Linked DNA regions of Homo sapiens: all the other regions are linked to region 2. The links are chromatin contacts, found by Hi-C or POLR2A ChIA-PET in ENCODE. All regions are on one chromosome and are shown on one strand. The core of a region is the stretch at or near the end of the contact, and the rest is flanking DNA. Distances in the headings are between cores, read along the strand shown. Region 1 has its middle 28 kb from the start of NFIL3. Region 2 holds the start of LINC02937 (long intergenic non-protein coding RNA 2937). Region 3 overlaps AUH (AU RNA binding methylglutaconyl-CoA hydratase).

Evidence for each region. A loop is a pair of places that touch in the nucleus more often than their neighbours do. ChIA-PET counts read pairs that join two places held with the same protein, here RNA polymerase II (POLR2A). Pooled maps may share reads with other maps.
Region 1: a loop to region 2 is called in a pooled map, with 3 times the contacts of the local background. The contact joins the enhancer-like site here to the promoter of LINC02937 in region 2. A Hi-C loop is called at or near these places in 2 of 37 single-sample maps with no recorded cell type and 9 of 50 pooled maps. POLR2A ChIA-PET finds 5 or more read pairs at or near these places in 4 of 52 experiments (MCF 10A, activated T-cell and activated naive CD4-positive, alpha-beta T cell).
Region 3: a loop to region 2 is called in a map of CD14-positive monocyte, with 2.0 times the contacts of the local background. The contact joins the enhancer-like site here to the promoter of LINC02937 in region 2. A Hi-C loop is called at or near these places in 1 of 168 maps with a recorded cell type or tissue (CD14-positive monocyte), 3 of 37 single-sample maps with no recorded cell type and 6 of 50 pooled maps. POLR2A ChIA-PET finds 5 or more read pairs at or near these places in 2 of 52 experiments (activated CD4-positive, alpha-beta T cell and activated CD4-positive, alpha-beta memory T cell).

The regions. Positions count from the first base shown.
Region 1 is chr9:91,394,389-91,397,229 of GRCh38, reverse strand. No RefSeq gene overlaps it. Among named protein-coding and RNA genes, the nearest start is that of NFIL3, 28 kb to the left of the region's middle. Within about 2 kb of position 1,254, at least 5 of the 41 ENCODE cell types and tissues checked have a DNase peak (open chromatin) inside an H3K27ac peak, as active enhancers do.
Region 2 is chr9:91,161,988-91,164,687 of GRCh38, reverse strand. LINC02937 (long intergenic non-protein coding RNA 2937) reads left to right here and starts at 1,408. Exons shown (of 6, transcript NR_184105.1): 1 at 1,408-1,683. The region is part of intron 2 of LINC00484 (long intergenic non-protein coding RNA 484); the gene reads right to left. RefSeq lists enhancers at 1, 1,399-1,448.
Region 3 is chr9:91,297,037-91,299,884 of GRCh38, reverse strand. It overlaps AUH (AU RNA binding methylglutaconyl-CoA hydratase), which reads left to right. Exons shown (of 10, transcript NM_001698.3): 5 at 1,809-1,901. Among named protein-coding and RNA genes, the nearest start is that of AUH, 63 kb to the left of the region's middle. Within about 2 kb of position 1,449, at least 3 of the 41 ENCODE cell types and tissues checked have a DNase peak (open chromatin) inside an H3K27ac peak, as active enhancers do; they include CD14-positive monocyte, where a contact is called at or near this core.

The DNA.
Region 1 (2,841 bases), core at 5-2,504, 230 kb before region 2:
AATTGTGTTGATTCAAGGCACCAGAAAGCTCCTTATAGAATATAAGGCCAAAGAATATAAGATCCCCCTGTATTTTATTTTATTTTATAATTTTTTGAGACGGAGTTTCGCTTGTGTTGCCCAGACTGGAGTGCAATGGTGTGATCTTGGCTCACTGCAACCGCCGCCTCTCAGGTTCAAGCGAATTCTCCTGCCTCAGCATCCTGAGTAGCTGGGATTACAAGCATGTGCCACTACACCAGGCTAATTTTTTTTTTTTTTGTATTTTTAGTAGAGACGGGGTTTCACTATGTTGACCAGGCTGGTCCCGAACTCCTGACCTCAGGCGACCCACTCTCCTAGGCCTCCCAAAGTGCTGGGATTACAGGTGTGAGCTACCGTGCCCGGCCAAGTTCCCCCTTTAAAATTTGTAAATTCTTTCAGGGCTAGCATTCAAATAGGCTTTGAGGGAAAGCAATCACCTATTAAATTCTTTGTGAGAAACATCTCTGGATTAAACTTGAGAGGGATTCCATCTGGTCTCTGACCTTTGAGCTTCTTTATAATTACAACTGACCCCAAAGTCATTGTATTTTGCAGTTTTCTACCTTGGGTTCCAGCAGCCTTCATGATATTTGTAAGATATTAAAATTACCATCTGCTATTGCTTACTATGTCTTAGGCTTCTGATGTGATAAAAGTATTAATTATTTTAAGCAGTACATTTTTAAACTTCTTATCCTCTTTTATGAATGCTCACTAATGAATTCTTATTAAGCCATTAAGGTAAGTATGGTAATTTATTATTACATTTTTTTTCCTATAAAATGGGAACAGCTTGTCTGGATTTGCATCTATAATGGTAACAGTAGCTTCAAGAACATCTGCTTTGGTGTTAACTTCTAATAGGCCTTGCGTGGAGCAATCTGTTCTCCATGTATGGGACCCAGTCATTACTCACGTTCCTGAGAAAAGATGGCACCAAGTCAACTACTGCTGGTTTTATTTGTATTATTTTTAAGTCATTTTATTTTTTGCTGTAGATATCCTGTAATTGAAACATACTACTTACTTATAAGAATTCTACTAAAATTCCACTTCTATACTAGGACTAAAGTATTAAATTAGGAAGAAACATACATAGTACATTCAAATAATGCATATTTCATGAATCTTTGAGGTATTCTTGCCATTTGAGGAATTCCTGAAATGAGTCATAACCCACAGGATACATATCCGCAGAACTTTTGTTTTGTGACTTGCAGCAGCAAGTCGCTTACAACCAGTTTTACACATGTTTGTCTGGTTTAACTTCCTAAAATACAAATGTGGTCAACCCAATCTTCTGATTTCTTACTTTACAGACTAAGCTTTGCTATTCAAAGTGTGGTCCAGGCTCCAGCAGCGAGAATCTGACATGGAATCTTCTAGAAATGCAGACTAGCAGGCCCCTCTCAGAATCAGAATCTGCACTCTAACAAAATCCCCAGGTGATACATCATACTCATTAAAATGTGAGAAGTAAGATCTATAGGAACGGCCCCCAAAAAAGTCTGTCTTGGTGAAACTAGTGAAAAATGAAGAACCACAAAACAGTGAGTTTGTCATAAAGCTAAAGGTATCTAACGTTTTTAGTAGACAAGTATGAAATCTCCCCCTCCCTGCACTGCCACACTCCAATCTCTTTTCCATCCTCAGCGTCCTTGTTCCCACCTTGCACAACTCTGGGCCTCTGCACATGAAGCTTCTTCCATTGGGAATCCCCATCCCTGTCTGACAAACTCCTTTGAATTCTTCAAGACCCACTCAGTTTCTACCACATCTGTAAAGACATTCTCAGTGGTGTCCCTACAATGCCGTACTCATGCTGTGATTATAGTGTTTCTCACATTATATAAAATGTTGTTCATGTGTCTGTCAACACACCTAGACCATGTGCTCCTCAAAAGCAGGACTGTGTCCTCTCCGTCATTGTCTCCTCAACTCCTAAGAAAGACAGACACAAACTAGTTGCTCAATATGTTTGCTGAATGAATGTGACCTATGTGGAAATAAGCACCAGCAGAGACAGTTATTGTGAAATACTCCATTTGATAGGTTGAATGTGGTACATAGAAAGGCTGTCGGTTCAGGAGACCACTTGCTAGAAGACTTTGGTCAAGTCACTTAATCCTTCTGTGCCTCAGTTTCTTCACTTGTAAAATAAGAATACCTGATTTCTCTGAATGCATTGGATTATTCTGAGGGTAAAATGCAAGGAATTATAAAAGAATCTTTAAAAGTTAAAAAGCAGGAACATCAAACACATGGTTAAACATCAATATGAGGCAGTAATCTTTTTTTTAATGTACCATTAGAATGAAGACATACTATATATGAGTATTTGTGGCTCTTTTGGTTTTCTAGAGCTGCTGTAACAAAGTCCCACAGTCTGGAGGCTTAAACAACAAAAAATCTATTTTCTTGTAGTTCTGGAGGCTAGAAGTTTAAGATAAGGTGTTGGCAGGGTTGGCTCCTTCTGAAGCCTCTCTCCTTGGCTTGCAGATAGATGACGTCTTCTCCCTGCATCTTCACATGGTCTTCTGTGTGTGTCTGTGTCCTCTAACTCTCTCTTTTTATAAAGACACCTGTCAGATTGGGTGAAGGCCCACCCTACTGACCTCATTTTAACTCAATTGCCTCTTTAAAGACCCTGTCTCCAAATATAGTCGCATTCTGAAGTACCAGGTGTTAGGACTTCCACTTACAAATTTTGAGGAAGACAATTCAGCTCTTAATAGTGACTTATTTAACTTTACACAATAAGTGTTTGTGGCATTTTAATAAAGGTAAGGTACCTCCTACCTGCTCTATCCATTCCTC
Region 2 (2,700 bases), core at 159-2,658:
ACCACTGCGTCTTCAGACTGGGGTTGCTTTCTCTCCATCTCACCTTCTCCTGTACCACCTGAGGTACTAAATCTTCCAGGAAACCTTCCTTGAATGTCTTCTGACATCCCAGTGAGGGGCTCCTGATATTCACTTCCATAGTGCTTTGGTCACCTACTGCAGCATAAAACCACTCCAAATTGAATTGCTTTGCTCACAATTGCACAGGCCAGGGATTTGGGCAGGGCTTGGCTAGGCGCTTTTCACAAGGTGGGTCTCCTTTGTGGATGCTGTTTGATGCTGTCCTCTGAAGCCTCCACTGGAGGCTGGAGCTGCCTGTCCAAGCTGGTGGCCTGACACTGCTGCGGGGAGGCACAGGTGGCACTTTGATGAAAGCACCTACACGTAGCCTGTCTCTGTGGCTGGGGCTCTCTCACGGCGTGGTGCCTGGGCTCTGAGAGAGGGGGTCCTGAGAGCAAGTGCTCCAGGAGACACAGCCGAAGCCACGGAGCTCGCTGTGGCCTGGTCTGGAACTTTCACACACCACAAATGCTGCATTTCTGTTGGGTCAAATGTGTCACATAAGTCTGCACAGACTCGGAAGGAGGAGACTTACAGCACCATGCTGTGGCAGGGACAGCAAAGACTGTGTGGCCACGCTTCCTCTATCATGCGTGGCCAGGGTCTTCCCCACCACGACTCCTCCCCTAGGCTGTGCCATCTCACAGGGCTGCCTCCAAGCACATGCCTTCCCCAGCACCACACTCAGTGCTGGCCCTGTGAACACATCTGTGGGACTGATGGAGTAGAAACCTGCTTCAGCAAAAGTCGGGGAGTGGCAAACCTGGGAATGTAGAGAAGCACTCTGTGTGCAACACGTATTTCTTACGTACGCAATGATGGCTGAAGTCCATGCGGAGTTTATCACTACTGGTCAGTTTCAGAGTGTAGGTCAGAACCCGTGAGCCTTCCTTGCCAGAACAGTTTGGAGTGTCACACGAGGACTTCAGCCTGGACACCAGAACCAGGTGGGCAGTGGGGCCCATCACGTGCCACTGTAGTGTGAAGGGACAGGGTCTGCCTGCTGGTCTGCCCAGGGAGAAGATACTCCTAGCTCTTCAGGCTCCTACTCAATCCCCTGACAGCACCCCTTAGCGAAAAGGCACCACCCTCGGCGTCAAGCGCATCTCTGAATGAGGGTCATGGTGAGCTTGTGTTAGGAAAATAGCTCTCTTGCCAATACGCAGGCAAAGTAAGCTTCTGCAATTCTCAAAGTCCCGAGTTTGCAGAATTTTATTTACAGCAAAATGTTGGTTTACCCACAAACATCCTGCTTGGCTAAATATATCTCCTGCTCCTAGAACAGGACCTGTGGTTTTCAAGCATGGGTTTTGGCCTCCCTTCAGCATGCTGGCATGCATGTGCCCTGCTCTTTCTCCTGTGATCATCGGCATGATAGGAGGCGAGTGAGGAACTCAGTGTCTTCTGACACAGGCATCTCACAACACCAGTGCAGCCGGACCGTTGTCTGGTAGGTCTCTGTGCACCCAGGAGGACCTGGGCCTGCGAGAAGTCTGGGGCCCACTGCTGGGTATGCTCGTTTCTTGAGCATCCGAGTCACCTTTACAGTCTGCGATGATTGACGAGGTCAAACAGGACTCACTTGCATTGCCGGGTCTCTGTGGCGACAGGGAGGACTTGGAGGTAGGTGTTCAGGTCAGAAGGGACAGTCCTGACTTCCTCCACCGCTGTCTGCAGAAGCAGAGGCTGAAGCCACAGGCTGCGGGGGTGGGGAGCATGCTCCAGGAAGTGGCTCTCGGTGCTCCTGTCCACAGCCTCTGCAAGGAGAGGCACAGGCCCAGGCAAAGAACACAGTATGGCAAGTGAGGAGAAGGGGAAAAAATCAAATTACACGCTGTTTCTCCTTTGATAGTAGGAAGGCAGGAGGGAAGGGAGCTATGTAGACACAGGAGACGCTCCCAGTTCTGCTGGAGCTTAGGCTGGCCCTGGAGCTAAGCTTTAGCAATCTCCAAGGGAAAAGGATTGTTTAACAGAAAAATGGGGCCGAGGAAATACTGGACTTCAAATGAGAAGAAACTTTTTCAGAATCTTCGTGGCCTTGGGGCTGGTTGTCCTTCCCAGAACCATACTTTGTGGCAGTGGGGAAGTCATCTCTGATCTGAATCCTCCCCGGCCAGGATGTCAAATGGTCATTTACAGAGAATTAGTAACTGACAGGGAGAGGAGAGAACACCCTTCTTTGCCTGTGAGTGATGGCTGAGTCACACGCAGTGTGCGGTGATGGGCAACCATTATTTTTTGTTTGCTGAAATAATTTCATGGTGCAGATTGGTAGGGAGAGTTCATTTTTGAGAAAAGTCAGTTTCCTGTATTTGAGCAAAGAAACCACAAATCATTCTTTAACATTAGTAAATTTCTGTAAAGCACGAGTTGTCCTAAGTGAGGTGCGAGTGACACGAATCTTTTCCTCAGGCACAGAACTGTCATTCCTGCACTCTTGCGAGCCAAGGGTTAAATATTCAGGAATGTTCTGCCACCTGTTCTCAGGCAGCAATTTGAGCCTGGGAGGCCGCCCAGACAAGGACATGACAGCCCCCTCATGCCCCTTGCAGTTCTGAATGCCTCTCATCAATCCCGGGGTCTTGGGGGAATGGCAGAAGGATCCCCATCACAGTGGGGTCTCCCTTTTCACTTATAAAT
Region 3 (2,848 bases), core at 200-2,699, 140 kb before region 2:
CTTCTGACGGGTGAGACTTGAGGTTGGAGAGATAGTAGGTTGAGGAGGTCTAGAAATAAATGATCTCTAGACAGGTTTTTAGGAAGGAAGAGGAGTTGAGAGTCGGTAACCAAAGTCATTACATTCTACTTGTAGTAGCTCAGGATGACCTTGGGAAGGACTCAGTTTAACTTGCTGTTTTATATTTTTATTGATTTTTCTTTTCTTTTTTCCAGATAAAATTCACTAGATATTGTTTGCACATTAAACTCATTTCCAGACTGCAAACCCTGACATAGCTGTTATTTTTTTCACTAAGTGTTCTGGAAAGCACATTTTGAATTTGTCCTGTCCTTTCAAGTCCCTCCCCACCCCCAACCCCTAAATGTTCAGACAGGTACAGATAGTGAAATACTGCCTGTGCAAAAGCCCCTTCCACGCCTGCTCTTCTGGGAGTGCTTCAGGCGGCAGCTGTGTATATGTGCTCCTTCCTGGCCTTTTCAGACTTGATCTTCAATAAGTGATGAATTCCTTTATTTATGAATAAAACTCAGTGTACTTCAGCAAATTTGTATATTTTAAAAGGAGTCAAGGAGTGAGCCTCTGGGGGATTTTACATATCAGAATGGAAGAGAGAGATTTTGGGGGATAGTACCTTTTTATTGTTTTTGTTTGTTTGTTTGTTTTTTGAGACAGTCTCACTCTGTCACCCAGGCTGGAGTGCAATGGCACGATCTTGGCTCACTGCAATCTCTGCCTCCTGGGTTTACGCGATTCTCCTGCCTCAGCCTCTTTGAGTAGCTTGGATTACAGGCACCCGCCATCATGCCTGGCTAATTTTTGTATTTTTGTAGAGATGAGGTTTCACCATGTTGGCCAGGCTGGTCTTGAACTCCTGACCTCAGGTGATCCTCCCACCTCGGCCTCCCAAAGTGCTGGGATTACAGGCGTGAGCCACAGCGCCCGGCCGATATTACCTTTTTAAAATCCACTTTCTGTTATATATTAACATTGGCCAGCCTTGCTTCACATTCCCATAGTCAGAAATAAAATTAATAGAGTTCTGCTTTTCAGAATAACTAATAAAACCAGTCACTTTTTGAACTGGTTATGAAAATGAAATCTGTATGTCATAATTTACAAAAGTTGTATTAAAATAATACTCAATTTCTGGATTCAAGCAAGTTGAGCTTTTAGTTCTGTGACTGGCTGACCCCTTTCCAGGCATGCTTGTGAGCAGGTTCTCAGGGCATCTTGCCTCTGAAGTGGAAGAGCCTGATTGTTTTCCAGCTCCCATTCATAATGTTAGGGCTCCTCACTAAATGACAGCTCACGGGCCAATGCCACAGCAACTACTTGGACAGTTTCTTTCTTGTTTGAGCAGATGTCTTTCTTTGAATGAGACTCTGTCATTCCAAGCACTGAAGTAGCCCATAAAGGATCATAAATTTCACAATTATGTATAAGTCATTTCAATTTGAACTTTGTATGAACCAAACATCTTGTGAAAGACTTCTGGCTCTAAGATTAAGAAATCGTAGAACTGTGATTCTGTTAATTCAACAAAAAATGTTTATGAAAGTAATTCAATAATATGGGAAGATTTAAAGATATTGCACATACATGTGATGGAACACTATACAGTAATTATATAATGTTTTGAAGAATAATGATGGAAATGCTTATATTTTGTTAAAGGTAAAAGGGATACAAAAGTCTGTATATGATCTCCCATTTAAAGCATAAATTCACAGAAAAAAATTAAAAATGAATTACACAGTGAGATAATAATCTTATTAAGGAAGCATAAAATTTTCTTTCCATTTCAGCTAATCTTCCAGTACCAACAATTGCAGCAATAGATGGACTCGCTTTAGGTGGTGGTCTTGAACTGGCTTTAGCCTGTGATATACGAGTAGCAGGTAAGAATTAATCCTGTTAAAAACATAATTTAAAAAAGTGAAGGTTGTGTTTACTCTTCAGGTAATTTTAAATATTTTATTCTGCTTCCTGTTGTTGAGTAGAATATTTTCAAAAAGTCACTTGTTGGTCCTAATGGTGTTTTCGAAATTCCCACCTGAAAAAAGTCTTGTGTTGTTTCTTGCCAGGATTTGGGTCAGGTAGAACTGAGTTTGAATCTTAGGTCCTGGACCAGGCGCGTGGCTTGCACCTCTAATCCCAGCACTTTGGGAGGCTGAGGTGGGAGGATCACTTGAGCCTGGGAGTTTGAGGCTGCAGTGAGCCATGATCGTGCCATTACACTCCAGCTCAGGTGACAGAGGGAGACCCTGTTTAAAAAAAAAAAAATTAAAAAGGAAAGAAAAAAAGGAAAAGAATCTGAGGTCCTCCCTTTTTTAGGCCAATATCTTCCTCTTTAGAGGAAATGGGGGAAATGACTGTTGCTGTTGTGAAGATTAAGCAATTAATCTGTGGATGTTAATCTAAGTACTAAATCACCATTTGCTACAGTAATGATAACTGAATCTCCTTGAAGTCCACTTTCTTCCTGAATGGTTTTCTGAGGATCTTATGAGGTGAATAGAAAAAGAGTGAAAAGAATTAGTGCCCACTGCTTACTGTGTGCAGTCCAGGCACCCAGTGTTATTCTAGCACTTGACATGTATTCACTCACTCCATCTGCATAACAACCCTCAGAGCAGGTACTTTGGGGCACTGGAGGAAACTGGAGAAGGGAGAGAAGCCCCAAAGAAGTGACTGAACTGAGATTTGAACCCAGACTGTTTGGCCACAGCCCACACACCTGTTACCTCATGAGAGCAACGTAGACTGATCTCCCATATTCATCGTTGTGGACACTATATCCATAGAGACTCAGCTCTGCCTGTGTCCTCGGGCTCTGAGACTGAGA